3 separate regions of the Homo sapiens genome follow, and regions 2 and 3 are each linked to region 1. A link is a contact called in ENCODE Hi-C or POLR2A ChIA-PET data. All regions are on one chromosome and are shown on one strand. Each heading gives the region's core, a stretch centred on a gene start or an enhancer-like site at or near the end of the contact. The rest is flanking DNA. Distances are from core to core; before and after follow the strand shown.

The links. Hi-C counts contacts between places; a loop is a spot of excess contacts on that map. ChIA-PET counts read pairs that join two places held with the same protein, here RNA polymerase II (POLR2A). Pooled maps may share reads with other maps.
Region 2: a pooled map shows a loop between it and region 1 (5-fold over the local background). The contact joins the enhancer-like site here to the promoter of EGR2 in region 1. A Hi-C loop is called at or near these places in 1 of 168 maps with a recorded cell type or tissue (CD4-positive, alpha-beta memory T cell), 1 of 37 single-sample maps with no recorded cell type and 10 of 50 pooled maps.
Region 3: a map of mammary epithelial cell shows a loop between it and region 1 (11-fold over the local background). The contact joins the enhancer-like site here to the promoter of EGR2 in region 1. A Hi-C loop is called at or near these places in 4 of 168 maps with a recorded cell type or tissue (Calu3, MCF 10A, PC-3 and 1 more), 1 of 37 single-sample maps with no recorded cell type and 12 of 50 pooled maps. POLR2A ChIA-PET finds 5 or more read pairs at or near these places in 2 of 52 experiments (PC-9 and T-cell).

What each region holds. Positions count from the first base shown.
Region 1 is chr10:62,814,964-62,817,993 of GRCh38, reverse strand. EGR2 (early growth response 2) reads left to right here and starts at 1,628. Exons shown (of 2, transcript NM_000399.5): 1 at 1,628-2,133. The coding sequence starts at 1,965. RefSeq lists enhancers at 1-147, 1-782 and silencers at 808-887, 1,178-1,607, 2,628-2,717.
Region 2 is chr10:61,938,346-61,941,375 of GRCh38, reverse strand. It overlaps ARID5B (AT-rich interaction domain 5B), which reads right to left. Exons shown (of 10, transcript NM_032199.3): 3 at 968-1,193. Among named protein-coding and RNA genes, the nearest start is that of ARID5B, 38 kb to the right of the region's middle. RefSeq lists an enhancer at 1,118-1,247. Within about 2 kb of position 1,470, at least 9 of the 41 ENCODE cell types and tissues checked have a DNase peak (open chromatin) inside an H3K27ac peak, as active enhancers do.
Region 3 is chr10:62,243,416-62,246,445 of GRCh38, reverse strand. RTKN2 (rhotekin 2) reads left to right here. Exons shown (of 12, transcript NM_145307.4): 3 at 389-447. Among named protein-coding and RNA genes, the nearest start is that of LINC02621, 14 kb to the left of the region's middle. Within about 2 kb of position 1,410, at least 7 of the 41 ENCODE cell types and tissues checked have a DNase peak (open chromatin) inside an H3K27ac peak, as active enhancers do; they include mammary epithelial cell, where a contact is called at or near this core.

The DNA.
Region 1 (3,030 bases), core at 379-2,878:
AGCGGGAAAGGGCTCTGGGGCAGTTCGCAACCTGCACAAACGACCATGAATGAGTCATGCAGGCGGCGGTGCGCTGGACTTGGGCACCCGGGACCAGCCTCCTGTGGGGCCCCGGACAGGCCCGGCTATCCATTGCGGGCTGGGGCGCACTGGGAGGTAGAAGCTTTGCGCCCAGCAAGCCAGAACCTGCTGCTATTTGGACTTTGGAAAAGTTTTTAAAAATTGCTTTGGGAACGAAACAGAAGGGTTTCTACCGGGGTCTCGCAAAGTAAAACGAGTGGGTTGGGGGATGGGGATGGCGTCTTGAAAGTGATTAGAGATGCTTTCGGCCGTCACTGAGGACCGCGCTGGGCTCACCGAGGTGTTTTTTGGGGAGGGAGAGAAAATATTTATTCTAGTACGTGTATTCTGGCTCGGGTGCGGGCAGGGCGCGGTCCTGGATCCTGGGCTATGGGGGTCAGGGGGATTCTGTGGCTGCAGGGACCGGTAGTGAAGGTTAGGCCAGTGTCTTCATAGAACCTCCTGTCCAGCGAGCCCGGAGCCCGCTCTGCCGCCGGGACACTGCTGGCAACGACGGCGCGCGGACGCAGTCAACAGGGAGGTGTGTAGTGTAAGGTGTGTGAGCGGGTGTGTGAAGAGGGCAGCGGGGGCGGGAGTGTGTAGCGGAAGTGGAGCGAGTGTGAGTGTGTGTGTATGTGTGTCTGGAGGGGCAGGGTGAGTGTCCAAGCTTCCATCTGGACGCCCCCACGCAGCCGACCGCCCAGACGCGCCGGGAAGGGCGCCCGCTCCGCGCAGCAGCTGAAGGGGGGCGGGGAGCGCGCGGGCAGAGGAAGGAGGGTGTCTCCGGCTGAGGATTTCTCTCGAAGCTCCCCACAGTAATTCTGCTCCTCCTAGGGTTTACCCTCCCAGTCCCAAGGTGCCCAAAATACTTAAACAAACAAACAACCCAAACCTGTTCCGTTTTCGCTCCTGTATAAATAGAACAGACTTTCCAAAAAAGCAATACGCATTCACTCTTATCACCAGCCACTTCTTTCCACCAAGTAATTCAGAAAAAAGCAGTCAGCTTCCGTGAATGCATGTAGCTTTTTTTTTCTTCGCTGCCTCCTTTTGCTTGCGGTTTTGAGCTGCCAAGAAAGTGAGTAGGGGTTTGACTGTAGTGTCTCGGCTCCGCTCGGTTTCTTTCCGAAGTTTAATTTTCCGGAATGGCTCCCAAACAAGGGCTAGGGAGGCGGAGCCGCCGGCACCGGATCTTCGCCTTTTTTGGAAAGTCCCAGAGAACCGGAATTCCTCCCCGCCCCGGGAGGCTGAGCCGCAGCCTGGAGCAGCTCGCTCTCCTGCTGTGGCTGTGACTGGGTCCATGGCGCGCCCTCTCCCCCGCGATCCCTGCGCCCCGGACCCAGGCTGCAGCTAGGGCCGCGCGCCCGGGACCCCAGCGATCCCCGCCGCCTGCGAGCTGGAAGTCGCGAGCCCGGCGGAGTCCGCGCGGCCGAGCCCGTGTATGCAAATCAGCCATGTGACGGCAAAAGCCGCCTGGCCCAGCCCTGTTCCTCAGTCCATATATGGGCAGCGACGTCACGGGTATTGAAGACCTGCCCATAAATACTTAGAGCAACACTTTCCGTCTAACTGAGCGAGGAGCAATTGATTAATAGCTCGGCGAGGGGACTCACTGACTGTTATAATAACACTACACCAGCAACTCCTGGCTTCCCAGCAGCCGGAACACAGACAGGAGAGAGTCAGTGGCAAATAGACATTTTTCTTATTTCTTAAAAAACAGCAACTTGTTTGCTACTTTTATTTCTGTTGATTTTTTTTTCTTGGTGTGTGTGGTGGTTGTTTTTAAGTGTGGAGGGCAAAAGGAGATACCATCCCAGGCTCAGTCCAACCCCTCTCCAAAACGGCTTTTCTGACACTCCAGGTAGCGAGGGAGTTGGGTCTCCAGGTTGTGCGAGGAGCAAATGATGACCGCCAAGGCCGTAGACAAAATCCCAGTAACTCTCAGTGGTTTTGTGCACCAGCTGTCTGACAACATCTACCCGGTGGAGGACCTCGCCGCCACGTCGGTGACCATCTTTCCCAATGCCGAACTGGGAGGCCCCTTTGACCAGATGAACGGAGTGGCCGGAGGTAAGCCGCGTGTCTTCGCAGGCCCGGACCTGCGCGGCCCGGAGGTGGTGGATGGGGTGCAGTGGGTGTGCGGGAATCGCAGGAGAGGATTGGGGCTCCAGGTGGACGGTGCTGACTGCACTGGCTTTGAAGACTGGAAGTGGGTGCAGGAGGAACCTGCGACAGCTGAGACCAGGGCGCGCGGGCAGATGCGCCAGGTCGCCAGCAAACCGGCGTGCGTGCGCCCCGGCGCGCCCAGCCCCGGGCGAGCGCAGGGATGGGGGTGGAAGAGGCGTCCCCCCGGGTTTCGAGGCTTGCGTAGGCCCTCTGGCCGGCAGCACTTCGACCTCCCCTCTCCCGGGGCAGGGGCAAAGTGACGGTAAAGTTCGGGGCTCTCGGGGAGAGCTGCGCGCCTGGAGAGCCGAGCGGCGGAGAAGCGCCAGGGGAAAGCGTCGGTAGCTCCCTCCTGGGCAGAGCCGACCCCGGGAAAATCTCGGAGCGCTCCCTTCTTGCGGCCTGGAGGCGCGCCCCCACCTGCCCGCCGCCCGCGAAGTTGAGGGGGTTAGTAAGGCGGGGGCTCCGGCCGGCGGAGGCAGCGAGTGGGTGGTGGAGGAGGGCGCGCAACGGCGGGAAGCAGCCCCCGGACTGCCGAGGGAGGCCCGCGGGGGCACCGGCGACGCCGGTTTCCTTGGCGATGCTGTGGAAAGTCGTCTCTCGCGGCCCCCGCGCCTTCCTCGAGGCCGGGCCACTGGCCTTGGGCTGAGGCGGGGACGCGCGGCTGTCGGGAAAGGCGGAGAAGATTGGGAGGGCACGGAAACCTACGGACTCCTTCCTCTACATCCCCCATTCGCTCCAGCAGCCCTCGGCTGAAGCGCAGCGGGAGAGGGAGGGAGAAAAAGGCACAAGGCGCCGGGGATG
Region 2 (3,030 bases), core at 221-2,720, 880 kb after region 1:
AACAATTTTCGTCTTGGGCAATGCTAGGAGAATAAATCAGTGAATGACACGGGAATACAAACAGAAGAAAAAAAAAAAGCAATGAAAGGACACAAAATGTCACTGGAGAAGAAAGTGTTAAGAAAAAGCAATAGAACTAATTATGAAGCCCCTCCTTTATGCCAGTCAATGTGCTCTACCCCTTCTATCTCACATCTCACAATAACCCTGTAAAGTTCCCCTATTTTTTAGATGGGGAAACTGAGGCTTAGAAGTTAAATTATTTGCCTAAGGCCATACAGCTAAGAAGCAGCAGAGTTAGTATGTAAACACCAATCAGCACAACTACTCCAAAGCCCAAGTTCTCCTTTAAACTTACAGTGGAAGAGGGAAGCAAAAAAAAAAAAAAAAAAAAAAAAAAAAAAAAAAAATATATATATATATATATATATATATATATATATATATATATAGTTGATGGTACCACTGAACACTAAAAGATCAAGCAAACCTATGCCATTGGTTGCCAACCAGTGGATCCCCTGGCTTGACATTGTTCTCTTGCTCCACATTGAGGAACTCATCCCTTTTCCTCAGTTTGTTTTCCACTCAATGTAAAACATGAAATTGGGACATGGTGTTAATAGATGTCATACTACATACTTATAGCAAGTATTTAAACTCTTCATTAATTCAATTTTAGGTGCTCTAATTAAATTGTATGCCTTGACATCACACTGAAAATTGTTTAGAACCACTGTATCACCCCAGCACAAGGGTCCATACATAAAAGGTCCTTTGATCCAACAGGTAACACTCATCCCTTACCCATCCAGTCATCTCTCCATCCATATTCTTAGGACCCTTTGAGGTTAAAGAAATTTGAAATACATTTATATATAAATGATAGTGTTTCCAGAAAAATCTTCAACCGAAAAGTTACTATATACGCCCACACATTAGATTTAAAATTACAAGTCATATTTACCCAGGTCTGCCTTCTCCTTGAGAACGTCTTTGAAGTTGAGTCCACTGTTTAGGGTTGACTGCCTGTACTTCAGCAGAGCTTCCTTCTGTCCATTCCTTCCCAAGGCCTCAGTTTTCACTGGTCCAGCGTGGAAGCCACATCTCCACTTGGAGAAATCAGAATGTACCCACTTGACCAGGTCTTCAAGCTTCACAATCACCTTTTCGGAAACAGCAATGACTTCATCCTACAAGAGGTGGTTGGGGAAGAACAAAAAACGTTATTTATAGGTTTGAGGGAAATGATCCACTCTCCACAAGGCCCATCTGAAATGCCATGTGAGTGGTTTAACCTAATGCAAGGAGACTGTGTGCATTCTGGTGACACAGAATCTTTAGTAACTCACTTCATTTCAATGGTTTTTCACTGCTAGTTGTTTAGTTAAGGAATAATTTTTATGTTTGTTATACAATTAGAAAGTATCCAAAAATAGGACAGTAATTCTAATAAGCCATTTTTAATGTTGGTTGCCCAAGTTCACACTCTACCTAGCTGACCACTTGGGTGAAAGCTAGTTTTTAGGTGTAATTAATTGCAAATGTAAAAAGTGAAAGCTAGATGACTAATGGTGAGCCTGTCTCTACATAAATGGTCTAAGTAAATCTAGGATTCTTGGAACTCTGACTCACCCCCAAATTCCTATGTTTATGGTACATTTTCCCTTGGCTTATACACAAATATTGAATTTAACTTTTGTCCTAAAAATTAAATAAAACTGTGATGTAATCCCAAAAGAAATACTTCATAAATGTTATGTGCTTCCCACTGAAAGAAACTTACACATTCTCATGTTTCTCAAAAACTTTGTAAGCTGAGAAATGAACTGATTTTTTCTTTTAATACAGATGGGGTAGAGGGTGAGAGGGTGAGTGAGGAAAAAGTCTTTGAATTTAAGAAAAGTAGTTGAAATGCAAGTTTCTCCTCTGGATCATAAATTTGAATGTTAAGCATCTCTAATTGCTTCTAGGAAACAACCAACTTTTCTGACTCAGAATTAATTCAGCAAGATCTTTAATAGACATCCATACATGGAACAAAGGGAGGCCCCTTCACCCAAAGATTCTTTGGAAAAGGCTCAAGAAGATCATCTCACTGGGTTTTAAGTTAAGTTATTTAAGCATCTGACATTTCAACTTGAACTGACTTCTTTCATTTCTTTTATTTCACATTTCTGAAGAAAGCTTGGCTGTGAAAACCCCTAAGATTACAAAATCTTAGAAATATTTTTGACAAACAACAACAGGAAGATGTCTCAAAGCTATTAAACAAAAGGAATTCACAACTGATTTTGGCTAATTTTGCTGTTAAACATGACTTTTTCCTCCTCCCCAAACATGACTTTTTCCTCCTCCCCCTGCCCCACCGACACACACACACACACACACACACACACACACACACACACTTCTCCAATTCGAACAAAAAAAGGTTATTAGGGTAAGCTTCACATAATAAGAAGCCCTGGGTTGAGGGTTTTTTTTTTTTTCTGATGTTTTAAGGTAGGATCTAAAATTTCAATTTTCCTCATTGAGTTCCAAGCTGCTTCTGAGAAGAAAGTCTATTAGGCAGCAGCAGAGTAACAAATACTCTATCAAAAATGAAAAGTAAAACTTTAGTAATGGAATCCTTTCCCTTATCATGATTAAATATGAACTACCACTAAATGGGAGACAAAGTGGAAACTGTGTTTCTATCGTGCGCTCAAGAAAAAATTTGAGTACTTTATAAACAATGGGGCCCATTACAAAGTACCATTTCAACGGATGATTTCCCTCAGATTCACCACACCATCCTCTTGAAATAAAAGATCTGTAGTTGTCATGCATTTTATAGCTATTTCATGGTGATTATTAAATGTCAGAATAAAGTCAGGCTAGATATTGTTTCAAAGCATATGGGAACAGCTTCTGGACAGGTGACACCAGAAATCAAGTTTAGAATGTACTGGAAAATAATTAGGTGTATCAGTCTCAACATTAGTAAAGAGAGAATTTGGCAACATTTTGACTAAATACAGTTTCCCA
Region 3 (3,030 bases), core at 161-2,660, 570 kb after region 1:
TCCAGGCCACTGTATCTGATAAGTTAGAAATGTAATATATGAAATTGTGATCTAAGGTATTATACTTCTGGGGACATGGACAAATATTGTACATCTTGTTTACAGATATAAATGATCACAAAAGTCTTTCATTGTAAAGTAACCAGTATACAGTCATCAAGGAATATAAAGTTTATATGAAAAATCGGGAGTGGCTCCAGATATTTCTTTTAACTTGCTAACTTGACTAAACATCTTAAAGTTTGAGTCAAATAGTTTACATTAACTGGAAGTCATTATTATTCACGGATATGCATTTGCTTTTAATATTTTGACATTTGTGAAACACTGTTAAAATAATTGCTTATTAGAAAAGATCTTTTTTCCATAAGTTTTTTTGTTTTGACAGTGATGTGAAATTTGAAAGTAAAGAACGAACAGCATGTAAAGGAAAGATTGCCATATCAGGTATGCTATAAATGAATCTTTTATATTGCTGAATAAATTCTATAACGTAACTACATGGTGGATTTTGTTTTATGCCCTGTCTCCATTCTCTTCATTTTGTTTTTCATACCTCTATCAGAATATTTGTTCTAAAACACTGTTTTTAGCATTATATGCTACATTGATATAGAACTTTAGAGTTTAAGAAAACTGTTTCATATGTTACATACTCTACAGTTTTCTCCCTAGTGCAGTCTTGTAAAATAGGTAGAGTAATTGTTATTTTCTACAGACTCAGAGGCTAAGTGACTGAGCTAGGCCAAACCCAAGTCTTTTGACTCTGTTCCTTTCCTGCTCAGAAGCTATAATAATGTTTTTAATGTTTTGTCTAGGTCAGAAGTTCCATGAGGTTTTGGTACCATGTTTATTTTGGTCATCACTTTACACCCAGAAGCTAGCATGGTGCTTGGCTCATAGTAATTGCTCAGTGACTCTTGGATGGATGGCTGCTCTTCATTGCCTGTAGTGTAAAGACCAAACATTTTTCTCCAGTCTTCCATTTTGACCCAATTTTTTTTCTAGTCATATCTTCTATTACTCCTAAACATAAGCTGTCGCCTTTAGCAGACATTTCTCTCCTTGTCCTGGCAACATAACCCATGCTTCTGACACCCAATTAGCTTGTGAAATAACTACATTCTCTTAAATATCTGTTTGTTTATCTATATATAATATAATCTCTGTTACCGTTCCAACTAGAAAGGATGTTTCCTTTCTCTCAATTCCTAATGCAGTTAGGAGACCCTTCACCACTAGATGGCACTTATGCTGTGCAGTCTCAGTTTCTCCAAAGTGTTCAGGAAGCTAAAGACAATGGCTTGGAGATGCCACAGATTGAAATGAATACATGGCTGACTCGTGTGTACACTAGTCAGATAATGCACTTTTACAAATATTTTCTTATCAGTACATTTTTGAAACAATAGTATATACCTCCATTGGTCCTTAAGTAATCACTAGGTTATTGGCTAAAAGTCTTGTACTAGAGAGCCTGCTGCTACATTTGAGGTACTGTCACCTAAGGAACTGTTTCTAGTAATATTTTTCTGGATAAACAAAATTATCACACAGGACGGTAGACCTACATTTTACAAAGTACGTAAATGGCCAAAATCTGAAGAATTGCATTCAGCTAAGCAAAATATTCTTCAGAAAATAACTGGAATATGTAAAAATTTGTTGCTTGTTTTATAGTTATTTATATTTGTTTTTATCTTTATAATACAAAACAAAACATGTTTTATCCTTGTATTCTTTTGCTATCAAACATGTATTTTTATGTGGTATTGTTCATTATGTGCAATAAATTTTTTGTGAATAAATTACTATAGATCTTTGAGATTTTATAAAAACTAAACATATCCTTCATTTCTTGCTTCTAATATAGTGTCACTCAGTATATAAATGACATATGTTAAGTTGCTGTTAAACACTCAAATGCCATGATAGTCAACATCTATTGTCATTTCATAACAGTTTATTGATTGTAGCAATTCATAATATTAGAAATAACTGTACATTTAGAAGGAGGCTCAAGTAAAAGTATTTAAAATAAAATAAAAAACTATTTCCTGCCCACAATTACTCAAGTGTAAAAATTGAACTTATTTCTGCATGTGTTTCTTCTTTCCAAAAGATAATTTTAAATTAAGGAACGGAAACTCTGAGAAAATCGGATACTTACGTAATGTCTTTTCATCTTTGCCTAGACTTAATTATATCTTGTATGTGTTTGTAAAAACAAAATAAAAAATGAATTCACCTTTATAAATCCATTTTTTCTTGATATTGGGATGAAAATGTGACCTTTGTTTTGGTAAAGATGAATATTTGCAACAAAGTGTCATAATGTTTTGAGATTACATTGATAGCCAGAAAATACCTGGGTTTTCTGTTTCCAGCTACATCACTCCCTGGCCAGGTCTTTATGAAACTAAATCACAAATTTATTATTTCTGCTGAACATCAAATATTTACCATATGTAAATGTAGTATTTACCGTAATTATATTGTGGTAATTAGCTTAGTCACCGACTACTAATTTAATGAATAAACCAAATCAGTTCACCAAGTACCTTAGTTTTCACTTTTGAAAATGATAGACAGACTTCTGGGACTTGATAGCATCAAGTCAGCTGTCTTATTATGACTCTCCCAGTTTACCATTAAAATGGCAATGAAGACATAAAACAAGACAAAAGTTAGAGTACTGTAAACTGAAACTGAGCCATTTGCAAGAATCTGGAAGGAAGTTCTATCATTGGAAGCTGAATTCAGAAATAGAGTTGATGGGTTACAAATCCATTGCTATCTGAAGAGCACAAGACTACCTGGAAAATCGGTATCCAGCTTCTCCTCTTGTGGAGCTGATATCTACCCTCCTCTCTTCGGCATGGGATAGAAGAAGGCTGACCCACAGGTTGTGGGTGTACAGCAAAGGAAGTCAGGATCCATGTCCCTCCCATGATAGTGTAAATAGTTAATGCTCTGTTAATCCTAACAGAGCAAGAACAGCTGTGAATAAGTACAGTTGTGAAATGAAAT